Linked DNA regions of Homo sapiens: region 1 is linked to region 2. A link is an interaction called in ENCODE POLR2A ChIA-PET data of the cell type or tissue named here. Cell type or tissue: Caco-2. All regions are shown on one strand. Links, peaks and the distances in the headings refer to the core of each region. The heading gives the core; the rest is flanking DNA.

Evidence for each region. Peaks named below come from ENCODE experiments on the same cell type or tissue, not always from the same donor. Only the 100,000 strongest peaks of a DNase experiment are listed, where the experiment ranks them.
Region 1: POLR2A ChIA-PET joins it to region 2 with 6 read pairs; 2 of 35 experiments call an interaction of 5 or more read pairs at or near these places.

What each region holds. Positions count from the first base shown.
Region 1 is chr3:32,518,750-32,523,749 of GRCh38, forward strand. No RefSeq gene overlaps it. Among named protein-coding and RNA genes, the nearest start is that of MIR548AY, 15 kb to the left of the region's middle. In Caco-2, for the core only: no CTCF peak of the experiment used is centred there; no DNase peak of the experiment used is centred there.
Region 2 is chr3:33,053,932-33,062,019 of GRCh38, forward strand. It overlaps GLB1 (galactosidase beta 1), which reads right to left. Exons shown (of 16, transcript NM_000404.4): 6 at 4,158-4,338. Among named protein-coding and RNA genes, the nearest start is that of GLB1, 39 kb to the right of the region's middle. RefSeq lists enhancers at 1,341-1,420, 3,584-3,633, 3,784-3,863, 7,955-8,004. In Caco-2, for the core only: no CTCF peak of the experiment used is centred there; DNase peaks (open chromatin) are centred at 3,140, 3,705 and 4,230; H3K4me3 peaks cover 244 bases.

The DNA.
Region 1 (5,000 bases), core at 1-5,000, 540 kb before region 2:
GTATTGCCCAGGCTGGTCTCAAACTCCTTGGCTCAAGTTGGCTCAAGTGATCTTCCCACCTTGGCCTCCCAAAGTGCTGGGACTATGGTGTAAGCCACCATGCCCAGCTGGCAAAGACTTCTTAAAAACAGGTTATGAAAGCAATAACCATAAAGAAAAGCTGATAAATTGAGCTATATTGAAATCAGTAGCTTGTATTCATCAAAAGACACCAATAAGAGTGAAAAGGGAAACCACAGAGTAGAAAAAGATATTTGCAATACATACCTGACTGGAAGCAGTATTCTGAATATGTAAAGAATGAGACAAGGCTGGGTGTGGTGGCTCACGCCTGTAATTCCAACCCTTTGGGAGGCTGAAGTGGGCAGATCACCTGAGGTCAGGAGTTCGAGACCAGCATGGCCAACATGGCGAAACCTCATTTCTACTAATAATACAAAAATTAGCCAGGTGTGGTGGTGCATGCCTGGAATCCCAGCTACTCAGGAGGTTGAGGCACAAAAATCGCTTGAATCTGGGAAGTGGAGGTTGTAGTAAGCCGAGATCACACCACTGCACTCCAGCCTGGGCAACAGAGTGAGACTCTGTAAAAAAGAAAGAAAGAAAGAAAAAGAGAGAGAGAGAGGGAGGGAGGGAGGGAGGAAGGAAGGAAGGAAGGAAGGAAGGAAGGAAGGAAGGAAGGAAGGAAGGAAGGAAGGACGGAAAAAGAATGAGACGATAAGAAAAAGTCAGGCCAGGCACAGTGGCTCACACCTGTAATCCCAGCACTTTGGGAGGCCGAGGCAGGTGGATCATCTGAGGTCAGGAGTTCAAGACCAGCCTGACCAACATGGAGAAACCCCATCTCTACTAAAAATACAAAATAGCCTGGCATGGTGGTTCATGCCTGTAATCCCAGCTACTTGGGAGGCTGAAGCAGGAGAATCGCTTGAACCCAGGAGGCAGAGGTTGTGGTGAGCCGAAATCACGCCATTGCACTCCAGCCTGGGCAACAAGAGCGAAACTCCGTCTTAAAAAAATAAATAAATAAGAAAAAGTCATACAGTCGCCCCCTCCGCCTCCAAAAAGGACAAGACTCTTAAACAAGTACTTTACAAAAGAGGATATCCAAAGGCCAGTACACATGAAATATGCTTAACTTCATTAGTTATCAAGGAAACACAATTTAAACCACAAGATCCTACCATACATCTGCAGAATGTCTAAAACTGCAGACAGTCAATAGTTTGTGTAGACAAGGATGTGGAGCAACTGCAACTCTCATGTTGCTGGTAAGTCATGGAAATTCTTTTTTAAAAAATTATATATAATTCACATAAAATTCACTTTTTTTTTTTTTTGAGATGGAGTCTCACTCTGTTGCCCAAGCTGGAGTGCAGTGGCATGATCTCAGCTCACTGCAACCTCCGCCTCCCGGGTTCAAGCGATTCTCCTGCTTCAGCCTCCCGAGTAGCTGGGACTACAGGTGCGTGCCACCACACCCAGCTAATTTTTTGTATTTTTAGTAGAGACGGGGTTTCACTGTGTTAGCCAGGATGGTCTCGATCTCCTGACCTCGTGATCCACCCGCCTCAGCCTCCCAAAGTGCTGGGATTACAGGCGTGAGCCACAGCGCCTGGCCCAAAATTCACCCTTTTGAAGTGTACAAGTCAGTAGTTTTTAGTATATTCACAAGATTGTGCGACTACCACCACTATGTAATTCTAGAGTACTTTCCTTACCCCCCAAATAAACCCCACTAGCAGCCACTCCTCATTTCCTCCTTCCTCTACCTTCTAGCAACCCACTAATCTACTTTCTGTCTCAGCAGATTTGCTGTTCTAGATATTTCACATAAATGAAATCACACAATATGGCTTTTTGTGACTAGCTTCTTTGACTTAACATGTTTTCAGGGTTCATTCATGTTGTAGCATACATCAACACTCCATTTCTTTTCATGGCTGAATAATATTTTATTGTATGGATATGTCATTTCATTTATCTGTCTGTCTGTTGATAGATGTTTGGGTTGCTTCTGCCTTTTGGCTATTATGAATAATGCTGCTGTACACATTTGTATACAAGTTTCTGTGAGGACATATGTTCTCATTTGTGATTAGTATAAACCTTGACATGGAATGGCTGGGTCATATGGTAACATTTAACCTTATGAAGAACCACTAAACTGTTTCCCAAAGCAGTTGCACCACTTTACACTCCCACCAGCAATGGATGGGGGTTCCAGTTTCTTCAAGTCCTCACCAACACTTATTATTTTAGCCATCCTAGTGGTTGTGAAGTGGTATCTTATTGTGGTTTTTATTTTCATATTCCCAATAACTAAAGATGTTAAGTATCTTTTCATACGCTTATTTTGCATTTTTATAACTTCTTTGGAGAAGTGCCTCTTCAAATCCCTTGCCCATCTTTAAATTGGGCTATCTTGTTATTGAATTGTAAGAGTTCTTTATATATTCTGGATACTGGGCCTTTCTCAGATCTATGATTGCAAATATTTCCCCCCAAGAATGGGAATTCTTAAAACCACTTTGGAAAAACTTTGGCTTTATCTGCTAAGGTTGAAAACATATATAACCTATGGACCCAATAATCCACTCCTGCATAAACACCCAACAGAAATGAAAACACGTTTTCCATCAAACATATTCAACAGTGTTTACAACAGCATCATTCGTAATAACAATTGAAAGACTGAAAATCACCCAGACATCCTGTGGTTAGGCTGAGTAACAGTGCCCCCAAAAATGTCCACATTCAAATCCCTGGAACCTGCAAATTTTACCTGACTTGGCAGAGACTTTGCAGATATGACTGAGGATCTTGAGGGGGGTAAATAAGATTTCCAGTCAGCATGTAAGGAGTTTTGAGGTCATCACTTTGTCCTAAGTAGAGCTGTCAGGGCGCGGTGGCTCACACCTGTAATCCCAGCACTTTGGGAGGCCGAGGCGGGTGGATCACCTGAGGTCAGGAGTTCAAGATAAGCCTGGTCAACATGGTGAAACCCCATCTCTACTAAATATACAAATATTAGCTGGGCATGTTGGCAGGTGCCTGTAGTCCCAGCTGCTCGGGAGGCTGAGGCAGGAGAATCGCTTGAACCCGGGAGGCGGAGGTTGCAGTGAGCTAAGATCATGCCATTGCGCTCCAGCCTGGGCAACAAGAGCAAAATTTCGTCTGAAAAAAAAAAAAAGAAAAAGCAGTAGAGCTGTGGGAGAAATGGTCACAGGGCAAACCACTGCCTCCCAAATTGGAGACAGACAGGTGACACAGAATCACAACTTACCGGAGCAGAAATCACTGGGCATACACCTCCATGGGAACCAGTACTGGGACAGAGGAATCTGAATTGTAATTGATGAATTGCCCAGAGGTTCAGTTTGGGTAAGTGTGTGAGTTAATAATTCTACAAACACCCAGTCATAAGAGGGTCCCCACACTTTGTGAGTTTTACCTCTAGGAGCTCTCCCAGGTTCTCACCGTGAAGATCAGAGTGAAGATTTCACCATGAAGATCTCTCGTGCTTCTGGCAAGGGAGGGGGAAAGTAACCATTTTGAAATATGCCAGAGCATTCTGTTCTTAACAAGGCCTGTCCTCAAGAAAAATGATTCTGCCACAGCCTTACCTGTTGAGGTTTTATCAGAGCCAAATCAACCTGGTGGAAGGGAAACACCTAACTCCAGCCCCTTCTAGACATCCTGTCCCACCTAAAGGGGGTGGGGGTACTGAAAAGCACTTGTGAAGTTTACATCCCAGGGGCACAGGCTTGCTAAAACTGAGACCTTATCATACAAATACAGAAAGCTTCCTCTCCCCCCATACCGCTAAATGACTACTTACCAGAGTTCCTTTTACTGTACATCATATCCAGCTGTTAATAAAAAAGTACGAAGCATACAAAAAACAGTTTGAAGACAGAGCAAGCATCAGAACCAGACTGGGATATAGCAGCGATGTTGGAATTATCAGACCATGAATTTAAAACAACTATGACTAATACGCTAAGGACTCTAGTGGAAAAAGTAGACAACATGCAAGAACAGATGGGTAATGTTAAGCAGAGAGGTGAAGTCTAAGAGCGTATCAAAAAGAAATGCTAGAGATTAAGAAAAAGCTAACAAAGAATGCCTTTGATGGGCTCACTAGCAGACTGGATTGAAGGAGAGAATCGCTAAGCTGAGGAAAGAATTGCTGAGCTGGAGGACACGTCAATAGCAACTTCCAAAACTGAAAAGCAAAGAAAAAACAGACACACACGCACACAAAGGAACAAAATGTGCAAGAACTGTGGGGCAAGTCCAAACGGTGTAACATGTAGATAATAGGCATACCAAGAGAAGAAAGGAACAAAATAAATATTTGAAGCAATGACTGAGAATTTCCCCAGATTAATGTTACACCAAACTACAGATCCATGAAGTTCAGGAAGCATTAAGAAAGATAAATGGGCTGGGTGCGGTGGCTCACACCTGTAATCCCAACACTTTGGGAGGTCGAGGCAAGAGGATTGCTTGAGCCCAGGAGTCTGAGACCAGCCTGAACAACACGGTGAAACCCTGTCTCCACGAACAATACAAAAATTAGCTGGGTGTGGTGGCGCATGCCTGTAGCCCCAGCTACTAGGGAGGCTGAGCTGGGAGGATTGCTTGAGCCTGGGAGGCAGAGGTTGTAGTGAGCCCTGATTGAGTCACTGCACTCCAGCCTGAGCAACAGAGTGAGAACTTGTCTCAAAAAATAAAATAAAATTAATAAAATAATAAAATAAAATGAAAAATAAATGAAAAAAAAAAACCCTACACCTAGGCATATCATATTCAAATTACAGAAAATTAAAGAAAAAGTCTTGAAAGAAGCCAGAGGAAAAAATATCCTCTAGAGGAGCAAACATAAGAAATTCATCTGATTCCTTTTCAGAAACAATGCAAGCAAGAGAGTGCAGTGAAATATTTAAAGTGTGGAGGGAGAGTATACGGAATTATTCAGGGGGGGCCAATTTAAT
Region 2 (8,088 bases), core at 1,434-6,433:
GAACCCGGGAGGTGGAGGTTGCAGTGAGCCGAGATCGTGCCACTGCACTCCAGCCTGGGCAACAGAGTGACACTCCATCTCAAAAATATTTTTTTTATTAAAAAAAATAATAATAATAAATAAATAAAAAGAGGCTCAACGGAGCTTCCTGACCATGTGAGGGCACAGCAAGAAGGCACGGCACCATTTTTGAAGCAGAGAGCAAGCCCTTGCCAGACACTGAATCTGCTGGCATCTTAATTTTGGACTTCACCACCTCTAGAACTGTGAGCAATAAATTTCTTTTGTTTATAAATTACCCAGTCTAAGATATTTTGTTATAGCAGCCCACACTGACTAAGACAGGCCCCTTTCCCTTCCCACACCCCATGGGCCTGGAATACTTCCAAGCTAGCTTCTGATTGGACCCATTTGAAGATGTGTGTGGACCAGAGAACATTGCTTCCTCTCTGAGGAGGTCCCCGTGGCCTTTCCTGTCTGCACAAGAGTTCCCTTCACAGGCCTGTCTTCTTTATCTGTGTTTCCCCAGGGCCTGGACACATATCTTGTGGGCTTATCTCTTCACAAGAACATCTGGTTGACCTGGATGCACCCCACAGGATGAGCCTGGTTTGAAGATACTTACAGCCTCAATAACACCATACACATGATACTACCACAAATATTTGCCAGTTAATTAAGAAATCAAAGGGATGTGGGGGCTCTAATTGTGTTTACCCCTGAATAATGGAATATACTCTGGATTCTAATTTGTACATCAGCCATTCCAAACCACTTGCTCTCAAGTTTTCCTCATGAAATGTCCCATTAGGGGTGTCTTGTCTTGCCTCTCGTGTCTTCTATTTTCCCTTCCTCCTCTAAAACAAAAAAGAATTTCTCCACAGAGAAGGAATGGGCTGCCAAACACTGGGGAAAGAGGAAGCATGAGCAGTGTCCACACCAACCCGAGCAGAGAATGCCCTGGCCCCACACTTCACAACCCAGTTCCCACAGCAGGTATCCCAGGGTGGACGTGGCCCCAGCCAAGACCCTCTGATAACCACTTGCTCTGAGATGGGCCTTTGGCTTCTCTGTAAGGCCAGCTTTCAGGACAGAATATGCTGATTGAGAAAGAGCAGAATCTCATTGGCTGTCTTTCTCACTATTAAGCATTAGGTGGCATTCAGCTCTTTAAACACTGTTCTCATGAGACCCATCGGGCAATGCCCCTCTCCCACACAAAGCAATGAAGCTGGCAAAAGCCTCAGACTGGAGGGCCCATCTGCCCCAGGCACCCTGGCCTTGTGGTTGTCTATTCTCCAACCCCTAGCAGTGACAGTCACGCTGTCACCTCACATACAAATTATGCTTAAAACACAATCATAATCACCTTCAATTTGTTCCTCCCAACAGAAAAATGCCGTGCTTTTTCATCGCTGTGATGAGAAGCCTGGCCAAAGCAGGAGGAAACCGGCATGTCACTTCCTCTGCAGCGCTTTGTATTAGGTTGGTGCAAAAGTAATTGTGGTTTTTGTCATGGTTTTCTTTTCTTTTTTTTTTTTTTTTTTGAGATGGAGTTTCGCTCTGTTGCCCAGGCTGGAGTGTAGTGGCGCAATCTCAGCTCACTGCAACCTCTGGCTCCCGGGTTCAAGCAATTCTCCTGCCTCAGCCTCCTAAGTAGCTGGGATTACAAAAGTGCGCCACCACGATTTTTGTACCAGCTAATTTTTGTATCTTTAGTGGAGATGGGGTTTCACCATGTTGGCCAGGCTGGTCTCAAACTCCTGAACTCATGATCCGCCTGCCTTGGCCTCCCAAACTGCTGGGATTACAGGTAGGAGGCACTGCGCTGGGCCCGTTTTTTTTTTTTAAAAGGCAAAAACTGCAATCACTTTTGCACCAACCTAACCAACCTAACGGATGAGTCCTTTTATCACCAAATGCTCTCGAAACACTCCATTCACTTAAGGTCAGTTCTTTTCTGTTCTTCTCTTTTTTGATAAGGTAGAAGAACCTCTTAAAAAATGTGACTACAGACCGGGCGCGGTGGCTCACGCCTGTAATCCCAACACTTTGGGAGGCCGAGGCAGGCAGATCATGTGAGGTTAGGAGTTTGAAACCAGCCGGGCCAACATGGTGAAACCCTGTCTCTACTAAAAATACAAAAATTAGCCAGGCGTGGTGGCAGGTGCCTGTAATCCCAGCTACTTGGGAGGCTGAGGTAGGAGAATGCTTGAACCCAGGAGGCAGAGGTTGCAGTAAGCCAGGATCGGGTCGTTGCACTCCAGCCTGGGCAACAAGAGCGAAACTCCACCTCAAAAAAAAAAAAAAAAAAAAAAAAAAAAAGCAACACCAGGCTAATTTCCTCATTTCAGTCTTCTGTACATCCCTCTTAAGAGAGGCAAACATTGGCTGTGCAATGCACATGAAGTGCCTTTTACCTCAGAGGGGAGAACATCAGGGTCTTTATGCTACTCAAGGAACTGGTCTTTTTTGTGTGTGTGTATCTTTTTTTTTTTTTGAGACAGGGTCTTGCTCTGTTGCCCAGCTTGGGGTGCAGTGGCACAATCACAGCTCACCGCAGCCTTGAACTCGTGGGCTCAAGTGATCTTCCCACCTCATCCTCCCTAGTAGCTAGGACTACAGGCACTTGCCACCATGCCTAGCCTGTAACTTTTTATTCTGCAGTGATTTCAAACTTACAGAATGTTGTAAGAATAGTACAAAAAAACTCTCCTATTCCCTTCACCTAGATTTCCCAATTGTTAGCATTTTACTAGATATACACTATCAGTTTCTCTATAAAAATATACATTTTTCTGAGCCACCTGAGAATAAATTGCAGATGTGATGGCCCTTTATCCCTAAATACATCAGTGTTCATTCTCTCAGAACAAAGGCATTCTTTAAATAAACACAATATACTTCTAAAAATCAGGAAATTATACTGATACAGTACTCTTATCTAATCTACAGACTTTATTCAAAGATTGCAATTTCTCAATAATGTCTTTCATAGCCACACACACAAAAAAAGTCCAGTCAGACATTTAGCTGTTGATATGGTTTGGATCTGTGTTAGATCTGTGTCCCCACCAAATCTCATGTCGAACTATAATCCCCAGTGTTGGAGGTAGGGCCTGGTGGCAGGCGACTGGATCGTGGGGGCAAAGTGCTTGTGAATGGGTTAGCACCATCCCCTCAGTGCTATTCTCCTGATAGTGAGTGAATGAGTTATGAGATCTGGTTGTTTAAAAGTATGTAGCACTTCCCTTCCTATCTCTTCCTCCCGCTCTGTCCATGTAAGACGTGCCTGCTTTCCCTTTGCCTTCTGCCATGATTTTAAGTTTCCTAAGGCCTCCCCAGAAGCTGTTGCCACCAGGCTTCCTATACAGCCTGTGAGTCCATTAAACCTCTTTTCTTTGTAAATTACCCAGTCTCTGGTATTTATTTAGGGCAGTGCAAGAATGGACGAATACAGCTGTCATATCCTTTATGAAAGCCACTCTCCTAAATGAAGTCTCTCTTAATATTACTTATGGCCAGAAGCATCCTAACCACATTGCCCACCCATCTGTAACCTTCACTTGCAGCATCTCCACAGTTTACACAGCACTGTGTAAGGAATCTGGCATAGCCTTTGTAGCATCTGCCAAACCACCTCCAGCCCTGACAGTTCAGTGTTCTAAGTTATGCAGAAAGACAACAAAGCATAAGGTAAGTTCCCAGCCAGTGGCTGACCTCAAGGTTGGCTACAGCCAAGGCATAACCCCGAGTGTCCTGCCAAGGTGGGAGGACAGGGAGGGCAGAAAGAGCAGAGAAGCGCGCCCCAGACACAGCCTAAAAGGTGACTGCCTCAAGGTAGAGCTTCTCACAGCTGGAGATGCCTACCTGCTTCTTCATCTTGGGTGGGCCAGCCTAGCCCCTGAGATAGCAGTACTCCATTTTCCAGGCTAGCTCCACCAGTGCTGAAAATGCAGCTACCCTGGAAGCTCTTGGCCTACAGATAACCCTCTGTTACTGAGGGGTGCAAGTATTCTATTCTACCTGTTCCTTGAAAAATGAAAACATGAAAAATCTCAATCTGCCCATGACACTTATAACAACAGCTGCCCAGAGCAACTGACTGAGTAAAAAGCTGATTTTAAGCTGCAATTTCTGTTACTACAAACACCAACCTGTTCCAAAGTCCACCGTGGTGTAGAGGCCCTGCAGGGCCCCACATTTCAGGAATGTTTTATGTGCTCCATCAGTGGTAAACAGAACCACATCATCCCCCAGATGGTGGCGAAAGCGCTTCTGCAGGAAGCGCAGGTAGTCAAAATCACAGGCAAAGTAGCTGCCATATTCATTTTCAACCTGTGAGTGAAAAAAGAGCAGGGAAAAATGAGGAGATCCTAATGTAGCCACCCTAATGCAAGCTTTTGTGTGGGAAAATATCTGAGCATCTGCTAAGATGACAAGGCTTAATGACTGCTGGAAAAATTTCCTTCACTCAGACCTCAAAACTGACTAAAAGAAAAAACACCAACAATTCACCATAAAAGTTTACCTCCTATTAACCCTCTCCCACCACTGAGAAATAAGAAAAACAAAAAACACCAAACTGGTGTTCAGATTGTAGTGGTATTCTTCCCTAGAATAGAAAGTAGATACTTTAAACATCACATAAATAATACCTTCCCATGGTAGAAATGCTAGAAAAATGAAAAGAAAACAGGAAAAGTATCCATTAATTCCATTGCCCAGAGATAATCACTGCAAGCATTTTAGTATACAGCCGTCTAGATTTACACAGACCCACACACTCCCCAAATATACGCAAATAATATACAGCAGTGTTTTCTTCCCTCAAAACTGGCATATTATATGCACCAATTGTAATTGTGTTTTCCCTTAATATACTATGCAAAATCTCCATGGCAATAAGAAGAAGGGTGAATGCCAGGGACAGACACAGCATGTTTATTTGACCTGCTGTCACACACACACCGGTGTTCAGTTTGTGCTCAATAACATCGGTGGTTCTCAACCAGGAGCTCTTTAGCCCCACAGGGGACATGTGGCTATGTCTGGAAATGTTTGAGGTTGTCATACCTCGGCAGACATGCTCATGGCATCCAGTGGGTAGAGGCCCAGGGATGCTGCCAGACATCCCACAGTGCACAGGGAAGCCCCACAATGAAGAATTATCAGGTGCAACATGGCAATAGTGCTGAGGGTGGGGTCCCTGCTCTGAAGCATGCATTCCCAGTGAGGTGGGTAGCATCCCCAAGGGGGTAAAAATTGATGCTTTGGGGATAAAAAAAATTATTCCTTATTTATATAAAACATACACACACACACACACACACACACACACACACACACACACACACACAGAGCAAATAAACCAATATACAATATCTCAGGTAATAAAATTTCATGGTGGAGAGGAGAAGGCAATTAGAAAAAAAGTTTAAAAGGGATCCTTGGGGGCAATGATGAAAAAATCAGGTTAAGAAACATTGCTCTGAAGCAATAAAACAAATGAACTTCAGCTCTACCCAATACACCAAAGAATCAGGAATATAATGTGAAGTGAAAGAAGCATGACACTGAAAAATACATACAGTACAATCCCCTTTAGAGAAAATTCAAAACAATCAAAACCAAACTATAAAGTCTGAGTACACACATAGGTGGTAAAAGTATAAAGAAAAGCAGAAAACTGATGGTCATAAGCGTCAGGACAGTGGGACGAAATGGTGTATGATCAACAAGGACACCTGGGAAGCTTCTAGGGCACTGGCCACGTGCTGTCTCCTGACCTTGGTTGGTGTTTATGTGGGTGTTCACACCATAGTGATTCATCATACTGCGCATTTACGTATGTATGCTATATTTCATTTATAAAAAATTAAAAAATACCCAACCATAACATTTTAACATGCACATAATACAAAAATATTTGTGATCCTGGGAATACATGATCTTTAAACGTAAGCACAAGAAACTGTGAGTCCCAGAAAAGAGGTGCTTAGCCTGAGTGCCTGGGAGAGATTGTTAGGGAAGGTTCCTTGGAGGGACAGCCCGAGGTAGCTCTAGAAGAAAAGGCTCTGAACTTGGGAAGGGAATGGGTAGAGGATATTCCTACATATTTGACATCACCAACAGCTCAATTTCATCCACGTGCAGAGTTGGAGAGTGGGAGAAGAATGGTGAGTGACAAAAATGAATTAAATGCTGCCGTCGTTATCTGCACAGTCCTGCCTCCCACAAGGTTTCATGAATGATCCTTCTCTCAGAGAGGATCCCTCTGGCAATACTTTCAGATTTGGGGTTCAAGAAGTAAAACAGACTGTAGCACGCATGCCCAGGACAGAGACTTCACTGGTCATGAAACCATCCTGGAAGAGGAAGTATTTGCTGCTTACAAGAGTAGAAAACTCCCATTGATGAGTTCCATGAAAGTTCCTTTTGCAATAATTTAGATAAATGCTAAGAAAAGCTTTGTAAATACTGGCAAAGTTCTTTTCTCCTCCTTTATAAGTGCTACTTACATGACTGTGTCTCCTTTTTATCATCTGGCTGTCAAGAAATTCAGAGCTAAAGATCTTAAAAGTTAGCTCCAGCAACTAAATGGTCTCACAGCCTCTGTACCTCATGTTCTCTTGAGCTCACCCCCATGCCCAAACCCAACCTTGGTTTTCTTATCATCTTGCTTTTCCAGGTCTTATTTATCCATTATCATCATTGTATCATATACTCTAAAATAAACAGGCTTGTAAAAAATGCGTACACATAATTTGGTTAGGTTTTGAGAGAGCGAGAAAAGCACAATTGCGAGGCAGCTTAGAGTTCTAGTCACAGGCACGGCTGGCAGGGGCCCAACTGTCTACATGTAAATCTGAGCTCTGCCACTTCCTACCCATGGGACTCCACCTGTAAAGTGTACCTAACTCGATGGGTTATCATGAGGATTAACTGAGTCAATACATGACTAGAACCTTGCACAGATCTGGCATCTAGTAAGTGCTCAAAATGTTAGCAGCTAAGACTCTACTCAAGTTCTATGTTACTACCAATTAGGAAAAAAAAAGGTGGGTGAAGGCTGGGGGTAGGTGAGACACACAAATGAAAAGGCTTGAAAAACCCATAGAAAAAGTCATGGCTAGGTTCAGAGGAACACCGATGTTTCTAGAGCAGGAGTCAACAAACTTTTTGAATAAAACACCAGGCTGGGCGTGGTGGCTCACGCCTGTAATCCTAGTACTTTGGGAGGCTGAGGCGGGTGGATCACTTGAGGTCAGGAGTTTGAAACCAGCCTGGCCAACATGGTGAAACCCCATCTCTACTAAAAATACAAAAAAAATTAGCCAGGCATGATGGCAGGTGCCTGTAATCCCAGCTATTTGAGAGGCTCAGGTGCGAGAATTGCTTGAACCCGGGAGGCAGAGGTTGCCATGAGCAGAGATTGCGCCACTGGATTCCAGCCTGGGTGACAGAGAAAACAAACAAACAAACAAACAAACAAAAAACCACCAGAGAGTAAATATTTTAGGTGTTGCAGCCATAGAGGTCTCCATCTCAACTACTCAACTCTGCCACTATAGTACAAAAGCGGCCACAGATGATATATAAACGGTGTGGCGATTCCAATATACTTTTACTTACAAAAAAATGTAGGTGGCAGCCATAATTTGCAGGTCTTTGTTTTAGAGTAACTGTCTCCATTCTGTAAGCTCCTTAAGCACCAGAGACTTTTAAAGATGTTGATCTTCCAAACAGTCATAAATAGGCTTATTACCTCATGATGAATGCCCTGTTAATTGGATGAAGTTAAGTTGTGGGTGGAAGGTCGTCCACTCCTAATTATTTTCACCTTGGATATTATCAATGGCTTTAGCTTTTTCAGGTAGAAACTGAGATAAACATCCACATATGCAAACCATCATAGGTGGCACTGGCTCAGCTAATCCCCCCAAAAGAGAAACATCTGCATATCTGACTGAATCATGACGATGAATAAAAGCACAGACCTGGTTTCCTGTATCTGTAACACAACAGTGTTGAGGGCCCTAAATGTTCTCAGACAGGGATTTAAGCCTTCTGGTCTGACTCATTTTT